2 separate regions of the Homo sapiens genome follow, and region 1 is linked to region 2. The links are chromatin loops, found by intact Hi-C in ENCODE. Cell type or tissue: ascending aorta. All regions are shown on one strand. Each heading gives the region's core, and the rest is flanking DNA. Links, peaks and the distances in the headings are about the cores only.

Region 1 (9,875 bases), core at 1,213-6,212, 51 kb after region 2:
GCTATTTGTAAGTTACCCAGCCCAAGATATTTTGTTATAGTAGCCTGAATGGAACAAGACAGGGTTTTTTGTTGTTTTTTTGGTTTTCATTTTTCATTTTTGTTTTGTTTTGAGGGGACTTGGTCCAGTGCTATCTGGACAGCAGGAATAAAATAATAATAATAATAATTTGATTGACATGTATTTATTGAATGTCTTTTATATACCAGGCACTCTTCTTGTAGCTGAGGATCTACAGCACTGAACAAAGAGACAAGGCTGTGTGACCTCATCAAGCTTGCTTTCTGAGAGCCTCTGCACAGCAAAAGAAACTATTGACAGAGCAAACAGACAAACTGCAGAATGGGAGAAAATATTTCTAAACTATGCATCCAGCAAAGGATTAGTACCCAGAAACTATAAGAAACTTAAACAAACCAATAAGCTAACTTGGTTATAAAGTGGGCAAAGTACATGAAAAGACAATTCTCAAAAGAAGACATACATGCAACCAACAAACACATGAAAAAATGCTCAACATCACTAATCATCAGAGAGATGATTAGACACAAAACCACAATGAGATACCACCTCGCACCAGTCAGAATGGCTATTGCTAAAAAGTAAAAAAATAACAGATGTTGGTGAGGTTGTTAAGGGAATAACTCATACACTGTTGGTGGGAATGTAACTTATTTCAGCCCCTGTGGAAAGCAGTTTGGACATTCCTCAAAGAATTAAAAATAGAACTATCATTCAACCTGGCAATCCCATGACTGGGTATATACCCAAAAGAAAATACATCCTTCTCCCAAAAAGACATTTGCACTCATATGTTCATCCTACTACTGTTCACAATAGCAAAAACATGGAATCAACTCAGGTGCCCATCACTGGTAGACTGGATAAAGAAAATGTGGTACATATACACCATGGAATACTACACAGCCATAAAAAAGGATGAAACCATGTCCTTTGCAGCGACATGGCATGGATGCAGCTGGAGACCATTATCCTAAGCAAATTAGTGCAGAAACAGGAAACCAAATACCACATGTTTTCACTTATAAGTGGGAGCTAAACATTGAGTACACAGGACACAAAGATGGGAACAATAAACATGGGGGATCCCAAAAGGTGGGAAAGAGTGGGTCAAGGGTTGAAAAGCTACCTATCGGGTACTATGTTCACTACTTGGGTGACAGGATCATTAGAAGCCCAAACCTCAGCATCATGCAATACACCCGTGTAAGAAACCTGTACAGGTACCCCCTGAATCTAACACTTAAAAAAATTAAAGACAAATATATAAAAATAAATTCACCTTTTGAAAAAAGGCTTACTTTCTAGCTGGGAAAGATTGACAAAAACCAAAATAAGTATGATATGTATGATGTTAGAAAGTTGTAGTCTATGAACAAAAGCAAAGAGAATGGAAACCAATAGTGTTGCTGGGGGTGGGTTATGCAATTTTAAGAACAGATGTCAGGCAACCTTTTGCCGAGAGGGTGACATTGGAGTCAATACCTAAAGGAAGTGAGGGAGTGAGCTAATCACGTGTCTGGAGATAGAATTTCCCAGACAGAGAGAAACAGGACGTTCAAAGGCCCTCAGGTAGAACCTACTTGGTGCGTTGAGGCACAACAAGGAGGCCAATGAAGGTGGGCAGGTTTAGCAAGGGGATAACAGAGGAGATAAGGTGGAGGTGGAGTGCAGATAATGTGGCATCTGGCTATTCAATACTAGGGTCTTGGACCAGCAGCAGCAGCTGAGTGCTTGATAGAAATGCAGAATCTTGGGTTCTACCCCAGACCCACTGAGTCAGAGCTGCACTTTCACAACATCTTCAGTAGCTCATGTGCACATTACAGTTTGTAAAGTGCTGCTGTCGGGCTTGAGCATCCCATTGTTGGGCCTCAGCTATTAACTTTGTGCAATAATATTGGATATCTTCAGAGGGTTCCAAACATTGGAAGAGTGTAATCTGACTTATATTTTAACAGGATCGCCCTGGCCAAAGGGGACAAGAGTGGAAACCCAGAGCCAGTTGGAAGTTTCAGTTCCCTGGTAAGAGGCGATGAGGACTGAGGTTAAGAGGTGGTGGTGAGAAGTGACCAGGTTTGGATACATGGAAGGTAGAGCTGACAGGACTTGCTGATGGACTGGATGTGGGATGTGAGAAAAAGGGAAGATTTGAGGATGACTCCTAGGTTTCAGGCCTAGCTACATTAATTAAGCATTTACTATGTGCCAGACACACTACCTTTTCCTCCATCGCCTCATTTAATCCTTACAATGACCCTCTGAGAATCACTATTATTAATCCCAGAAAGGCTAAGTCACAGAGCTAGTCCATGAAGAAGCCAATTTATGAACCCAGGTGTGCTGCTTCCAAAATCCAAGCTACCCCACTGCTCGAGGCTCACTTCCCTTCCAGCACCCTTAGCTAGACACACTCTGAAATGAAGAGTGAGCAGTAGAGCTGACCATGGCTCCACAGTATACCACCTGTGTGACCCCAGGTAAGCTACTCAACCTCTGGGAGCCTCAGTTCCTCATTTGTAAACTGGGTCTATTAATGCTCCATAGGATTTTTGCAGGATGAGGCAAGATACTGAATGCGAAGCAGTAGGCTGAGGCTGTTGTCTGTTTCCAAACTGCCCTAGGGCTTTTTGCCCACTGCATTATATATATATTTTTTTCTTTCTTTCTTTTAATATCTAACACACATACATGTGTGCACAAAGAACTCAAACCAGATCATGGTCTGATATATCAAAAGAGAAAGGACAAAATGACAGAAATGAAGCCACAGAAATGGGACAAGTGACTAAGAAGCAGAGAAGGCAACCCTGAGCAAAAGAGCAAGGAGGAAACGAAGGATGGGGATGCAGCCAGTGGGAAGGTGAGGAGAAGGACCACAGAACCCATGGAGAAGACTGCATCGAGAGCAGATACCTACCAGTGAAACGTTAGCATTTCCAGCCTTAACAAGGCCTTTCTCATTTTGTATGGCTTTTTCTTCCTGTCCTAAAAGTCCTCGTAGAACAGGAATACTTCTTCTCTATGCATTTTGCAACTCTGACCTCCTAGTTATTACGTAGAGAAGGGCTATAATGCGGTTTGACAGGGCTTTTGTTTTGATTTTTTTCGTTGTTTTTTTTTTCCTCCCAGCAGAGATTTAAAATGACGACATCTACCCAAATACTCAGTCTCCTACTTGTCTCCATCAAGACCCATTTGCTGGCAGCTTTGAGACTGAAACTCTCAAGGGAGAGGGTGAATCATCCCTTCACACGGGGCTTGTCTTCCTCTCACAATCATGAATTCCCACAGAGATGCCGGGAACTTGTGGCTAAGGGCAGACGCTGAGGCTAAAATTGAACATGGGTGCAATGGAGCTGTGCTTAAAAGAGACATAAGGAAATAAGGAGTCGTACGTGTCCTGCTCTGTGGTTAACAAGTTGACTACACTCTCTGCTGATGGAGGGATGGCGACTTCAGGCAGGAAGGGTGAGGGAAGGACTCGGCTCTGGGCTGCCCCACTGTCCACCCATCAACATTGCTGTCTGGATGAATGGGGGATAGATCCCCTGGGGTGGAGGCTGGCTGCTGGGAATTATCCACTTTGGCTTCAAAATGAATTCACTGGGAAGATAGCCATTAGTGCAAAGTATGCTTTTCTCTCAGGAAAATCACCCTACAGATCATCATCATTTTAAGTTTTTCCTTTCCAGTGACCCCTTCTAGGAGTTTTCATTCTTCAAACAAATCATCAATTTGCTGGGAACATAATCATAACAAAAGCTAAAAGTTTCTCTTTTTTTTTTTTTTTGGTTCTTTCCTTCGAACCAGCAATCATCTTATGTGAATGCCCCACTGCCTAAGATCCAAATGAAGTAGAAGCTTGTCTCCTTTTAAAACGGCCGTTAGTGTTCATGGCCAGGTGTCTCTCTCACCTAAGCACAAGTTCTCCCTGTTCCATGGACTGGCAGCTGCTTTATAATATATACTAGTTATATTTTAATGCAATAGCTGGATTCTTATGTCAAGACCTGTGGAAGGTTTAAGGTTTTACCCCAGCTGTGAGCTAACAAGTGTCATGGATTCTGACAGAAGACATGACACTCCTGGATCAGAGACGAAAGATGTTATTATTCACAGCACACTCACTTACTTCAGAGAGTGCTAGCATCTTTGCAGCAGGCGTCCTGCCCCGAGTCCCATGGCGCAACAGGCCCAGATGAGGGCTACACACTCAGTGGGATGCACCTCAGCAGAGGAATCCAGGGTCAAGGGCCCAGCACTTTTTGAGTGCGCAGCAAACATTGCGGCAAGCAGCAGACCAGCCCTTCCCCGTCCTCCTGCAGAGTGAGCAGCTACTTAGTAGTCATGCTGTGAGCACCTGACCTACTTAGGTATCTGTGTGACTAGTTTGGAAACTGCTCAGTATCAGGAGATAGGTAAGCCCTGCAATCTGGCAGCAAGAGTGCACAGCTGAGACCAACATCTTCATCCATCCAGGTGGTCCTTTCCCTAGTCATTCAACTGCATGAGAACTTTTTTTGGTAATGTCTGTGTTACTTTGTAGACAACTAAAAATCCGGCCTGATAACCATATGTCCCAGGCAACCCATGCCTCTAATGAAAATACAATGTTTCTCAGAAGGGGAAATTAGAATTAAATATAAACTATAAACCTTCAGCTTTTTCTTCCTTCTCCCATGTTTGGTCTAAACTAAGTTCATTTAGAGTCATTGAGGCCAAGAAAGGTATTTGGTAGTGGTGTCAGGAGGTGGGAAAGAATGGATACATCCTATTGTTACATGTATCACTAAGAGCAGATGACTAACAAATGTGTTATGTGGTAAGTGTGTTGGAATAACTTTCAACATCATTTACAAATGCTTTTAAAAATGTCATTAAGGCCGGGCATAGTAGCTCATGCCTATAATCACAGCACTTTGGGAGGCTGAGGCAGGAGGGTCACTTGAGGCCAGGAGTTGAGACTAGCTGAGGCAACAAAATGAGACCCCGTCTTTACAAAAAATAAAATTTGCTGGGCGTAGTGGCGCATGCCTGTATTCCCAGCTACTCAGGAGGCTGAGGCAGAGGAATCGTTGGAGCCCAGGAGTTTGAGGTTGCAGTGAGCTATGATCACACCACTGCACTCCACCCTGGGCAACAGAGTGAGACCCTGTCTCCAAAACAAACAAAAAAAGTCATTAAACCTCTCAACATTGTTGGGGGCTTAGGCGCACAGTGTGGGCCTCTGTTACACAGTGTGGCAGGACATTATATCCTTTATTTTCTGATGCTTTGACCTCTAGAGTCATGCTGGTCAAATTCAGTTCCGCCAACTCCTGAAGATAGTAAACAACTCACGCAGGAGGATGCTTTTAAAATGTAAACAAACCAATCCAGAGTTCATACCCAAACCACTTCCTCTATTTGGCTTTCCTGCTCTGAGCCACTATCCACCTCCCCTAATGACCCTAGGGCCAGGGATCAGACGGCTAGGGACAGTCCCTACGCCCCAGAGCCCACTGAAAGGGTTCAAACTAGCCAATCCCAGCCCTGTCCACCCTGCCTCCCTCTTCCTCTGCCCCCAACCCAGTGCTTCCCCACGTGGCACCCCATGCAGGGTGTGCCTTCTTCTCTTAGGAACTGTGAGTAACAAACTATCTCTTCTTCTTCTTCTTCTTTTTTAATTTGTTTAGAGGCAGGATCTTGCCCTGTTGCCCAGGCTGGAGTGCAGTGTCACAACCATAGCTCACTGCATTCTTGAACTCCTGGGTAACAGTGATCCTCCCGCCTCAAGCCTCCTGAGTAGCTGGAACTACAGGCGCACACCATCGTGCCTGGCTACTTTTTTTCATTTTAAATTTTTTGTACAGACAGTGTCTCCCTATGTTGCCCAGGCTGGTCTCAAACTCCTGGCCTCAGCAATCCTCCTGCCTCGGCCTCCCAAAGTGCTGGAATTATAGGCGTAAGCCACTGTGTGCAGCCACAACTATCTTCTCAATGGCAATCATCTTCTGATCTGTTGGCTTTATTGTGGCTCCAATTTCCTGTTAATATGCTATATTTTAAAATAAGCAGTACCATTTGTACTTGGAGAAAGGACTGTGGGTGAGTGGGAAGACAGCCCAGGGTGTCCCATTAGAGTCTCCTTCTCTGTAAGTGCAACAGTGAAGCATTTGTTCATCTAATGTTAATACCCCTGAGAGTCAGGCATCTCACTCAGCTGCCCCCCTGACATTCCCACTGGGGTGCTTCACAGGGATCTCTCGCTGCACTGTACAAAACTGAACCCTAGACCTCTCACCCTCAACACACATACACACACACCACATGCACACACACACACACCACATACACACACACCACATACATACACACACCACATACACACCACATGCACACACACCACAGACACACACACACACCACATACACACCACATGCGCACACACACCACATGCACACACACACCACATGCGCACACACACCACATGCACACACACACCACATGAACACACCACATACACACACACCAGATACACACACACCAGATACACACCACATACACACACACCATATACACACACCACATACACACTACATACATGCACACCACATACACACACACCACATACACGCACCACATACACACACACCACATACACACACACAACATACACATCACATACACATACCCCACATACACACACACACCACATACACACCACATACACGCACACCACATACACACACCACATACACACCACAGACACGCACACCACACACACACACAACATACAAACACACCACATACACACCACAAACACACGCAGCACATACACACCACATACACGCACACCACATACACACACACCACAGACACACACACATCACATACACAAACCACACACACACCAGACACACACACACCACATACACACACCACACGCACACACACACACCATGTACACACCACAGACACACACCACACCCACACCCACACCACACCCACACACACCCACACACACACCACACCCACACACACCACACCCACACACCACACCCACACCCACACACCACACCCACACCCACACCACACCCACACACCACACCCACACACACCACACCCACACCACACCCACACCCACACCCACACCCACACACCCACACCCACACCCACACACCACACCCACACCCACACCACACCCACACCCACACACCCACACCACACCCACACCCACACACCCACACACACACCACAGACACACACCACAGACACACACATCACAGACACACACACCACAGACACACCACATACACACCACAAAAACACACCACAGACACACACACACACCACATACACACACACCACAGACACACACACCACATACACACCTACACACACCACATACATACCACAGACACACACACCACATACACACACCACAGACACTACACCACAGACACACACACACTCCACATACACAACACACACGCACACAACATACACACCACATATAAGCACACCACATAGACACACACCATATGCACACACACCACAGAGCCACGCACCACATACACACACACGACATACACACACCCCTGACACACACCACATACACACCACATACAAACACACACCACATACACACCACATACACGCACACCACATACACACACACCACATACACACACACCACACACACACAACATACACACACCACATACACACACACCACATACACCACATACAAACACACACCACATACACACCACATACACACACACCACAGACACACACACCACAGACACACCACATGCACACCACAGACACACACACCACATATACACACACCACACACACACACCACATACACGCACACCACATGCACACAACACATACATACACACCACATACACACACACTACATACACACACCACATACGCACACCACGTACACACACAACACATACAAAACACATACACACACACCACGTACACACCACATACATGCACACCACATAGACGCACACCACATACACATGCACCACAGACACACACACACCACATGCAAACACACACCACATACACACACACCACAGACACACCACAGACACACACACCATACACACCACATGCACACCAGAAACACACACACCACAGACACACACACCACATACACACATACCACATACACACACCACAGACACACACACCAGACACACACACACACCACATACACACTACATACACACCACATACACACAACATACACCACACACACACCACATACACAACACATACACACCACATATACACACACATCACATACACACACACACCACATACACACACACCACATACATACACACACACACCACATACACATCACATACACACAACATACACCACATACACAGACACACCACATACACGAACACACCACACACACCACATACACACACACCCCAGACACACACACCACTTACACACACACCACATACACACCACAGACACATACACCACATACACAACACACACACACACACCACATACATGCATACCACATACACAACAGGTACACACACACCACATACACAACACAGACACACACACCACATACACACACACCACATACACACCACATATACACAAACCACATACACATCACATACACACACACCACATACACCATATATACACTCACCACATACACAAACACCACATACACGCACACCACATACACACACTCCACATACACACACACACCACATACACACACACACCACATACACACCACATACACACATACCACATACACACCACATACACACACACCACATACACCATATATACACTCACCACATACACACACACCACGTACATACACACACCACACGCACACCACATACACACACACCACATACATGCACACCACATACACGCACACCACATACACACACACCACATACATACACACACCACATACACACACACACCACATACACACACCACATACACACACACACACCACATACACGCACACAGTCTCTCTCTCTCTATTCCTCCTCTCGCATCCCTGCCTCCATACACAGCATCACCATCCATTAAGTTGCTTGATCCAGAAAATTATCTGTCATTCTTGACCTTTCTTATTCCTCCATTCCAATTTATCACTCAACCCTATCAACTCTACCACCAATATATGTCTCAATTATACTTTTTTCTCCATCTCTACTGCTCTAGGCCCAAGCCAGTATCATTTCTAGCCTCGACGGCTTCCACAGCCTCCTCCTCCATTTCTCTATAGAACAACTCAAACCGCCATTTTAAACTATAAATCATGCGCCCTGACTCCCTTGTGTTAAAACCTTAGGCTGTGGTTAGAATAGAATTCATAATCCTTCCTGTGTAGGATCTGACCGTGGACACCTCTTCAATCAGTTCTGGCTGGGTGCAGTGGCTCACGGAGGCTGAGGTGGGTGAATCACCTGAGGTCAGGAGTTCGAGACCAGCCTGGCCAACATGGTGAAACCCCGTCTCTACTAAAAATACAAAATTAGCTGGGTGTGGTGACACACGCCTGTAGTCCCAGCTGCTCGGGAGGCTGAGACAGGAGAATCGCTTGAACGTGGCTGCAGTGAGGCGAGATCGTGCCACCGCACTCCAGCCTGGGCAAGACAGAGTGAGACTCTGTCTCAAAAAAAAAATCAACTCTGACTGCATTACCTTTGCTCACTTACTCCAGCCACCTGAGCCCCCTCCCCCATTTCCTGAACTCCTTTACAGCCTGGAATGCCCTTCTCCCCACACTTGGCCCATGTGGTAGGCATTACTAGCACTTCCCAAGATGTCTGGCTCTCTCTCCTTTC
Region 2 (11,318 bases), core at 3,207-8,206:
GAGAGATGGTGACACCATTAACGAAGCTAGGGTTCACAGGAGGAAGAGTAGGAGTTTGAGGAGAGATAGTGATGAGTTCAGGGGGGACATACTGATTTTGAGCTACTTATGGAACATCAAGGTAGAAAAGTCCAGGAGGCAAGGAGTTAGTTGGGTCTGGCGTTTTGGAAAGACAAGGTCAATGATTGAGATTTGAAAGTCTCTAGATCAAAGACGGGGTTGAAGCCAAAGAAGTGGATGGGGGCATCTAGCTAATACATGATAGGGTAGGAATTTGAACCCAGGCCTTTAGTTTACTTCAACATATGTTAATTGAGCATCTGCTATGTTCAGTGCTTTGCTGGAGATACAGAGTTGAATAGAGGATGGCCCCTGTCCTCAAATAACAGGGAGAAATGCAGGAATCAGCATGAACTAGTCTTCTGGCACCATGTCCAAACATGTGGCTGAAATCTAGTTATATTTTGCCTGTGTCTCCAACCTGCTGGTGGAATACAACCTCAACAACAATAACAGCTGCAGAAGTTGCTTTCAATTAGTAAGTCAAGGAGGGCAGGTCCACTACAGAGCCCTCACCAGCCCCTACTCTCCCCATTCCACATAGATCGAACTCAACAACTCACCCTATGAGCTTCACATAGATCAAGCTCAACAACTCTTGATTGCCCTTAAACCTACACCACACTGTCTATGAATGATTTGGCTTTCTTGAAGGGTAAAATGTTACATCGGGGTTTTATATCAGAATTATATGCATTTGTTTAAGATAAACATACCAGTCCCTCCTATCAAAAAACCGTTTCCTGGGCAGGCACGGTGGCTCACACCTATAATTCCAGTATTCTGGGAGGCCAAGGCATGTGGATCGCCTGAGGTCAGGAGTTCCAGACCAGCCTGGCCAACATGGTGAAATCCCATCTCTACTAAAAATACAAAAATTAGCTGGGTATGGTGTTGAATGCCTGTAATCCTAGCTACTTGGGAGGCTGAGGCAGGAGAATCGCTTGAACCTGGGAGGCAGAGGTTGCAATGAGCCAAGATCGTGCCATTGCACTCCAGCCTGGGTGACAAGAGTCAAACTCCATCTCAAAAAAAAAAATCCGTTTCCTTCATAGTAAGATATCAACACTTAGATCTGAGTAGAAGAATTAAACGAAATTTTTCTTTACCTCACCACAGTTGTGTGATTTTACACTTTTCCTGTATTTTCCAAATAAATGTGTATTGTTTTATACAGAAAAATGATGTTGAGCATAATAAAAATATTTTAAAGATGCTTTCTTGGTATGTTGTCTAGAGGTTTCATTTGATGCGTTTTCAGCAAAACACCTGCATTTCTTTATGGGTAATTTATGCATTACCAAAATGCCAGAGAAAGATATGAAAAAGTGAACAGAAAAAAAATAGTATTCAATGTAATGTAAGCCATTGCTAATAAGTAGAGAGCTAGAGAGATCTTTTCATGTTTAATGTCTTTTTCATTACCCAAGTACCAGCCAGGCAAACAATCACTCCTGGTGACGACCTTTTCAGTCTTTTTTTGGTTTGCTTACATAGTTGTGTTCCTATCGTAGAATTTTTATTCGGCTTTGTGCATTTAACATTATATGTATATTATGTTGTGAAAATTTCATTTTCTTTGTGAATAGTATTTTAAATCACTATGCTATTTTCCATCAAGTGTATATTCTATTGTTTGTCTAGACATTTCTTTACTCTTGAACACTCAGATTGTTTCTTGTTTTTCCTTATAAACAATGCTGCAATAAACATCTTCATACTTTGATTTCGTTTTTCTGTATCCAAGCTCTCAGAGATGGAATTACTGGGACAAATGATATGAGAATGTGCATTGCTCTGGAAACGTGTGTCATTATTCTCCTAAAGGCTGGCACCAATTTGTCTTCTCACCAGCAGTGATTTTTCATGGTTTTAAATCTTTGCAGTTGGGGTAGGGTACCTCACAGCTATTTACGCTACAAGTGAGATTAACAGTTTAGCTATAATGTTACCACTCAAATTTAGAGACTTTATAGCAAGGCAATCACCCATTGGTGAGTCTGTGGCTATGCTCACAGGTAAAAGACAAGATAAAGATTTTGCCATCCTTATGTGTCCCCATTAAGGTAACTGTGCTATGGGGACATCAGCAGCTCACAGGCTCAGTTTCTCAGCTTTGGGGGTCCAAAGTTCATATTCAGAAATTTGATTCAACCTTACCAAATTCACAAAAGATTAAAAATCAATTAGGCACCACCACTGCCACCATTTTTGGATTTTTCTGTCAGCATACAAACATCTACAGGTTTCTTTTGTCTTAAAAAAAATAACTTTTTAAACATTTTAACATCTCACTTTCCCTTTTAGTACATTTCCATCTCTCTTCTTCACTCTATGGTCAAACTCCCTGAAAAAATTCTCTAAATTCCTTGCCTGACATTTACTCCTCAAGACTTTATACCTTGACTTCTGCCCATCACACCTCCTGAAACTGACCAAGTCTCCAATGACCTCCTTGTTACTAAACCTCATAAACACTTTCTGTTTTGATCTCACTAGACTACACTTGTCCCTGCAGTTCTCTCTTCCCTTAGCTTGTGAAGAACTTGCACAATGTAGTGAAAGGTGCAAAGGGTTTAGAGTTGAAAAATCTAACTCTAACATTTGCTAACCATGTCATCTTGAGCAAGTTTCCTAAACTCTCCTGTCGTTCATTTTCTCATTTTTAAAATTAGGGTAATAGAGGGAGAGGCAGGATAGCAACACCGTTAAGAGCTCAGACTTTGGTACCTTGTCACCTGGGTTGGAATCTTGAATCTAGCCTGCAGTCTTGAACACATTACTCCTATGTGTTTCAGTTTCCTCATATGTGAAGTGTGAGGTTTGTAAGGATTTGATGTGTTATGGCAAAGAATTGTCTGACACATAGTAAGTGCAATGTAAGTGTTTGTTTGATGCCTACATCAGGGGACTTCTGTAAGAGTACAATGAGTTGACCGCCCACTCACAGCATCTAGCTCAGTGCCCGGTTCTCGAGTAATAGTGTCAGCTCCCTGTCTTCTCCCACTCTTTCTCCCTCATTTCAGGCCACTCATTTTCCTGAACTGCAGAGTTCTGTCCTTGTCCACCTTTCCTGGATGACTTTGTCCAAATCTTTGGCTCTGATGACCACTTACAAGCTGATGATGTCTGAATCTCTAGCTCCAGGCCAGATTTCTTGTCAGGCTCTCTGACCAATCTACACAACTTCCTGCTAACCTCTCCACATGATTTCCCCCTGGCACCTGCAACTCATCGTCTTCCTCCTGCCCAATGTGCTGTTTCTCCTGTGTTTCTCATCCCAGGGAGGCATCACTATCCCTCCATCCAGCGCTGTGAGGGCATCCTAGACTGCACCCTCTCACTTCCTCCCTCCACCCCTACGCTCTTCTGCTGTTCCTCCACCCCAGTCCTCCTAGCCAACTGGGTGCCTCCACCCACTGACTCTGCCTTCTACAAATCTCAGGAATCTCTTGGTTCCTTCCCACCCCCACTGCCATTGATTTTGCTTAGCTTTCTGCCACTTTTTCTCAGTACTATCTCAGTAGCCTTCATACCAGTCTCCTCTCTCCCAATCCCTCCTACCCACGTCCCCCTAGCAATTCATATACTGAAGTCCTAACACCCAGCACCATAGGATGTGACTGTATTTGGAGATAGTTTAGAAAATTCACTCAGGTCAAATGAGGTCATAAGGGTGGGACTTCAATCCCATAGGACTGGCACCCATATAAGAAGAGAACAGCTCCAGAGTTTGTGGGCATACAGAGGAAAGACCACATGAGGATACAGCAGGTGGCAGCCATCTACAAACCAGGGAGAGAGCCCTCATCGGAAACTGAACTTGCATCTTGCTCTGGTTTGAATGTGTCAAACCAATTCAAAGCAAAGTCCGTGGATTGGAGACTTAATCCCCAAGGCAACAGTGTTGGGAAGTGAGGTCTAATAAGAGGTGATTAGGTCCTGAGGGCACTGCCTCATGCAGGGATTAATGTCATTATCTCAGGAGCCGGTTTGTTATGGACAGTGGGTTATAAAAGTGAGTCTGGTTCTCTCTGATCCTTTCACCTTTTGCCACAGGAGGACACAGCAAGAAGCCTCTCCCAGATGCTGGCACCTTGATCTTGGACTTCTCAGCCTCTGGAACTGTGAGGCAAATACATTTCTGTTCTTTATAAGTTACCCAGTTGGTGGTATTCTGTTATCACAGCATAAACAGACTAAGACACAAAGTTGGTGGCACTTTGTGATGGCTGCCCAAGCTGTCTAAGCCCCTTCCTCATGCTCAGATACACAGCCTTTGCTTAAGGCTGTGGAAGATGGCTTGCAGCTCCCTGAGGGTGCAGCTGGCTTTCCCTTGATGCTGTGGACAAGCTGTTCCTGCCACACAGCTTCCTACTGTCTTCACAGCCCCTCACTCATCTTTTAAGACCCAGTTTCAACATCACCTACTCAAGGCTAATTTTGGTGTCCTTCCTCCTTGTCCCATAGGACAAATGATACATATTGTGTGTCCCCTTACCACATCCTGTACTATAAGTGTTGTGTTATTGATTTACTTGTCTGTCTCACCCTCTAAGCCCAAGAGAAAAGAAAACAGCATCTTATGCCTTTTTATTCCTGGTACAATGTGGTTTCACAGAAGATATCATATTTATTTTTATTGAATGAATGAATAAATGAATGGAAAGCAGCATTGAGTCATGGTTATATATAAAGTTCTGAGAACAGTGCCTGGCATAAATAAGCACTATTGAGTGTTTGTTAAATAAATGAACAAAATATATCTGAACATGTCTCAGATCATTTCTTCTGCAATTGTAACTGTAAAAAGTCTTGTGAAAGCTAAAGTAGGAACATATGGGAAAATAAAAGCCCAGATTTGCAGAGATCCACTCATGCAAATACGTTCAAATTCGAAGTTATTGCATTGATTCCTGACAACTTTAGTCATGGCTAAACTAGAATGGAAAATTTTACTTCCTTCCCTCTGCTTACCTCATTGGGCTCTGCCTGTGTTATTCTCTGAGTTCACTGCTTCCTGTCTTCCCAAACAAACACTCACTTCTGGTGGCAGAGTTCACACAGAAGCTTTCCCAGGCCAGTCAGTTGATCCTGGTTACGTATGTGCTTTTGCACTTTGGTTAAACCTCTTTAATTGCTGGTAGGGTGCTCAGTGCTGTGGGGCACTGGGGCAAATGTAGGTTAGGACATTGCAGCAGCTGGGACCATCCGGTACATGGAGCGTCTGGAGGAGGCGCAAGTGACTTTGGAGAAGAGTGAGTCTGTTAATGTGAACCACGTGTGGGAACCAGGGTACCACTCAATTCTACAAACACTGATGGAATGCTGGCATGGGCTAGGAGTGTGGGACTCCAAGATGCCTAAGACCTGTTCCCTGTCTCCAGGGGCCTCAAGTCAAGCCAGCTACTAGTGGTCAATAAGTGTTGGAGGAGGAGATGGAGGACCTAGGAGGCGGACACGAGCACAGCCAGTTATGTAGGAGAAAGTAAGGATGGAGGGTCTCTAAGCCTAAGAACAGGAGTGTTGGTTAGGTACAGGACACAACTGAGGGCTCATCTAGAACTTTTAATGGGGTTGGATGCAGTTGAAATCACATTTGAGAGGGTATGTTGCAAAGACTTTAAAATTTTCTGTATGCTGTGATGTTTTGGCATTTTAAAAAACCTTTCTGGTTGGTGAGAGATGGCCCCTCCTGGATCTGGCCAATTCTTAGAGAAAGGACTCAGACTGAAGCATGTCTTTGATATGCAAACTAACCAGTGCAGTGCCAGACCTCCTGTATCTGGCCAGTGCATCCCAGGAGGCAGTATTCCTCTGCCTACATCATCCCAGGACCAGGTGCCAGCAACAGAGACCCCTCTTTGTAGCCAAAAGCCTGCCAGAATTATTCAATCTAGCCCATCCAAAACCATTCACCCTGCCCTGCCTTGCCTTTCCCCAGAAACCCCAACAAAGGTTATGGCTTAAATCTCCCCCTCATCCTATCTTCTGCGAGCTCCACCCTGGTGTCTTTCTCATATGGACCAACACAGTGTGTGTGCCCCTTGTCCCTAGGACCTGTGAGTATAATCGGCTTCTTTTTTCCCTGAGCCTCTCCTGCATCTCCTCTTGTGGTTGCACCTGACTATCTTATAAGAGACTAAAAAACCGAGGGATGGCTCTTAGTAACGGTGTCTACAGATAAGATTGGCTTTAGAAAGGGGGTTTCACTAGAAGACCCATCCAACTCTAAAGATTCACACCCTAAAATGGGCAGATTCGGAAAGTCAAGGGGTGAACCCAGGGAATCCCGTAGTATTGTCAAAATTATTGCTGCTCCTGGAACAAAGGGCCAAATTGTTCCTTGGATTTCATGTCTTTCTCCACCCCACTGACAAACAGCATCAACCACAACAACCATAATGAGAATGGCTGACATTTAGTGAAGATTTCCCCATGTCAGACACTGTTCTAAGTGCCTTCAATGGATGATTTTATCTACTCCTCCAAACTATGAACTATTTATATTCCCATTTTATAGAAGGGGAAAAAGAGGCACACGGAGTGCCAGTGACTTGTAACTTGCCCAGCCATACAGCTGATGCAGTGAAGAAGCACTTTTTATAAACCCCTTCCTACCCAAGGCAGCTGAGCTGACAAGATGGAAAAGATGAAAAGCTTCACTCTTCACATCTCTCTGGACTATAGAACAGGAGTGGGAAAAGTATGGTCCACCAGCCAAGTCCAGCCTGCTGCCTATTTTTGTATGACCATGATTAAGAATGTTTTTTCATTTGTATAGAGATTGCACTGAATCTGTAGCTCATTTTGGGTAGTATTGTTAAATAGTTGAAAAAAAACAAAAGAAGAGTAATAATTTTGTGACATGCAAAAATAATACAAAGTAAGCTCACATTTCAAAGTCTTTAAATAAAGTTTTATTGAAACACAGCCACATCCATTTGTTTACATATGGCTGCTTCCATGCTACATAAGCAGAGCTAAGCAGTTGCAACAGAGACTCTCTGGTCCTTAAAGCCTAAAATGTTTACTGCTTACCCTTTTCCAAAGAAGGTTTGCCACTCCCCGCTCTAGAGACCAAACTGGAATTTAGAGTAAGTTATTCTGTCTTCTCTAGGCAACCCTCAGCACCCTTCTCTGTCTCCAGAACTTAAAGTATTCCCCCTCCACATTTAAAAGAATCCGGACCAAAAGAGAATAAAGCCACCCAAAACCCAGACTCCTCATCCCTCAAGTCCTTGTCTTAAAGCTTTAAAAGGAACTTTACACAGTGGCCTTTTTTCTGTTGTTCACATCCTTTGGCATGTTGGTGGGGGCTGTGTTCATGCATTCATTCACCCAGTCATTCATTCATTCCATAAACGTTGATTGAGCCCCTTTGTCCCGGTGCTTTCCAGGGTGGATGAGGGAATAGGAAGTGGGCACTCACTCTCCACAAAGTCAGTATTTACCTCTGGTCTTAGACCCGAACTGCATGGTCAGGCACACACTTCGAACTTGGACAGACCTGAGTTAAGATCCCAGCACTTCCACTTCGGAGGTCTGTGACTCCATGGCAGCCAGGAAACCACTGGGCCCTGCAAAAAGGGGGGATACCCTTAACTCCTTCCCATGTATGCTAGGAGCGGTCAATAAAAAGAATGTGCGGAAAGCACTTTGCACAAGGCAGAGCACAGGGCCAGCCCCCAGAAAATTGTGACCATCATTATGACCGTCACCACCACCAAGGTCCTGAAGAGTCTAAACACGTCCACCTCAGAGTCGATCAAGTTGACAGAGATTTCAGAAATCTGTGTTCTCTTTTAAAAACTTCTATTTATTTAATACCAGGAAACACTGTACTATTTCTAGTCCCCTAGGTATTTGTCACAATCATAAAAGCCAAAACTTTTTGAGTCACAAAAAAAAAAAAAAATAGAGAGAGAATTTTCCTCACATTAAAATCCCCTGTGATTTGGGAAAAAACAAAACAAACAAACAAAAAAAAAAACACTGAGCAGAAATAACAAGAAACCTGGCAATGCCTGGCTGACAACAGCCAGAGGGAGAGGCCCCCTCACATGAGCGGCCTGAATTCCCGGCCTGCATGTCAGGTCTTTGGAATGCTGGGCCTAACGCAATAGTTCCTTTACTAAAAAAAATTGACAGGCATAGAATGTTCAGAAAGAAATAAAATGAAAACGAAAAAGCAAACCCCCCACACACATTTTGTGTCTTTGTGAGGCTTCACAATCAAGGGCTTAGCAGAGAGATGGAGTGGGGAAAGCTAGGCCAGCCCTCCCTTAATCCTATTTTGGCCTGTAAGTTACCGGGACAAGGGAAGAAATCCATGTTTTCTAAACTTTGTAGTTCAAAAACTAAACAAAACAAAAACACTTGTTTTGCTTCACCACTAAGTGATTTGTAAGTGCAGAAAAATCAGAAAGTATTGATTTAATTTTTTCAAATAATAAACAGAAGTCCCCTCTATCATCCCACCACCCAGAGGTAAGCACTGAATGCCAGTTACTGTGCGTCCCCCAAGCCTTTGTCTATCTGTTTAGAGCAGAGGGCATAGAGCTCCCTATGTCACCCAGGGCAGCTGGGTTGGTGCTTAGGACGGAAGACTTAGGGGCCTCAATATCTGGATTCGAATCCTGGCTTTGCCATTCATTAGCTGTGTGACTTTAGGCAAGTGCTTCCCTCTTTCCGCCTCAGTTTCCTCATTTGTGAAATGGAGTTTATTACAGCACTCACTTCTTGGGGTTGTAGGGAGGATTAAATGAATTGTTATATGTAAAGCACTGAGAACCAAGACTGGCACTGTCTCTCTCTCTCCATATATATACACACATATGCATGCACACATAGAAATATATATAATTTGTATGTACACTATGACATATATTTATATATGTGTGTATTTACTAATATGTGTGCATTTTTCCTGAATAAAATTACATCAAACTATTCATGGTACTGTATTTGGTAGCCTTTCTTTTTATGGCTTAATTATGACATCTATGACCCCATATTACCAATAATTTAAGTTGTTTCTCATTTTTCATGATTAAAATAAAAATACCGCCATTTACATTTTTGCACTTGTATCTTTGGCAACTTGTCCAATTACTGGCTGATAATTCACCCCTAACCTGGATCAGATATTATGCTCTTTTTCAAGGATTTTGATACATAATGTCAAACTGATCTCCAAACTAAAATTCCCAAAACCATAGCAGGAAGTTACCTATTTCCCAAAGTCCTAGCCAAAACTGTGTATTATTATTCTATTTTATTTTTCCCCACCACGTTGGAGAATTTTATTGTTTTAATTTTTTTAATTTGTTACCAGGAAGGTTAAAACTTTTTATGTTTATTGGCCATTTTTATTTTTTCTGCTGTGAATTTGCAATTTAGATCCATTGTTAACATATGGAGACATCTTTTCCTTATTTGTTTGCAAGAACTCTTTATATATTAAACATGTTACCTTTTAAAATTTTTATCATTTGCCTTTCTGCTTGATAAATTCCAAAATATATCAGAATATATTTTTTACCATTCAGAAATTTTGAATCTGTGTGTATGTGTGTGTGTGTGTTTTAAGCCCTTGAGTCTAGCAATATTTTTCACTATGACTTTGTCCTGAGATCCCCAGTTATAAAGTTTTTCTCTATTTTCCCCCAAATCATAACAATATTTTTAAAAATTTTCTTCCAATGCATTTATAATTTGATTTTTTAAGATTGAACTTATCTCAAAATTAACTTGCAACTAAAAAGCTGATATGTGTGGTTTCTTCTCTAGACTCAGTGATTCTATAAATTTATCAGTATCCAAGACTGTAATAGATAGATTAAACAAAATTTTGTCTATTTCTTTTTTTTTTTTTTTTTGAAACAGAGTCTTGCTCTGTTGCCCAGGCTGGAGTGCAGTGGTGCGATCTCAGCTCACTGCAAGCTCCGCCTACTGGGTTCAGGTCATTCTCCTGCCTCAGCCTCCCAAGTAGCTGGGATTACAGGCGCCTGCCACCACGCCCGGCTAATTTTTTATATTTTTAGTACAGACGGGGTTTCACCGTGTTAGCCACGATGGTCTCGATCTCCTGACCTCGTGATCCGCCCGCCTTGGCCTCCCAAAGTGCTGGGATTACAGGCGTGAGCCACCGCACCCGGCCCCAAAAATTTGTCTATTTCTTTGAATACCAATGTTCTCCTCTAAAAAGCAAAAACAGTGAAATCTCCTCTGCTTGTAATATTGTGAATAAACATGTTTCGAAAAGTGTCAAATGCTATAGCAGTATAACAATTATGACTAAATTCAGCTTCAGGATGAGAAAGAAGTGAGACACAGGAATGAAACATTTGAGTTCTCCCAAGAAGGGAGAATACTCGGCAATAAGTTTCCTTGATTTGAACTGATGAACTCACTAAGTCACACACTTGGGAGCCATTGGGGGTGGTGTAGGATAAAGGTATTTTCTGAGCATGTCAGTGATACTTTATACATATCACAGATTTGACTTAATACTGCCAAAAAAAAAGACCCACCAAGATTCAAGTTTAATAACTTAAAAAGTAAGAAGAGGTTAATTATCAGGTATTTTATATGAAAAAAATGCATTCCTTAAGTTGTTTTGATTCTCCATAAACCTCAGGCCAAATTTTTTAGATTTATGTAAAACTACCACCTCTATTGCACAGTACTTGCAAGCCTTCTCCCTTTTTTTTTTCTCTAATCAGAGTAGTGAGGATGAGATAGGTTCAGAAGCAGCAAGCCAGGCCACCCCACTCTTGTTCCAACATTCTGGGCTCTGCTCAGAGCCGCCTCCACCCACACCAGAGCCTTGCACAGGAATTCAGTGTGCTGTCACTTGGCGGCCTTTGCCGGAGTGGCCAGAGGGGGCGCTGGCGAGAGCTAACAGCCTCCCACCCTTGTGCTTCTTCCATTGGCCCTGGACGTGAATAAATCATGCCACTGACAACTGATGGGACTCAACTTCAAAGATGAGAGAAATTACCCAAGGGGAAACAACACCAAGTTTATGAGTGAAGAGTTAAGGAGCTGTTCTTAACATTTCTGAAAGGATACCAAGAACCTACTGAATAATCCACAGTCATTCATCTTTTTTATAGTTAGTTTGCTCAGGGTCCTGAAGGACATTATCAGAAACGTGAGACATTTGGAACAGTATTCAAGTATGTGAACTAAAGCTTCCCTCATTTTCTCAGATGAAAGCTAGTAAATGTAGCAATGAGAGATACAAGAGAGCA

What was found. Peaks named below come from ENCODE experiments on the same cell type or tissue, not always from the same donor. Only the 100,000 strongest peaks of a DNase experiment are listed, where the experiment ranks them.
Region 1: it touches region 2 in a loop (3-fold over the local background); 1 of 110 quality-filtered maps calls a loop at or near these places.

The regions. Positions count from the first base shown.
Region 1 is chr13:30,841,458-30,851,332 of GRCh38, reverse strand. No RefSeq gene overlaps it. Among named protein-coding and RNA genes, the nearest start is that of LINC00545, 36 kb to the left of the region's middle. RefSeq lists enhancers at 3,181-3,270, 3,381-3,440. In ascending aorta, for the core only: no CTCF peak of the experiment used is centred there; a DNase peak (open chromatin) is centred at 3,282; H3K27ac peaks cover 2,466 bases.
Region 2 is chr13:30,892,788-30,904,105 of GRCh38, reverse strand. The region is part of intron 2 of TEX26-AS1 (TEX26 antisense RNA 1); the gene reads left to right. Among named protein-coding and RNA genes, the nearest start is that of MEDAG, 7.8 kb to the left of the region's middle. In ascending aorta, for the core only: a CTCF peak has its summit at 5,289; DNase peaks (open chromatin) are centred at 3,489, 5,145, 7,546, 8,125 and 1 weaker place; H3K4me3 peaks cover 1,676 bases; H3K27ac peaks cover 5,000 bases.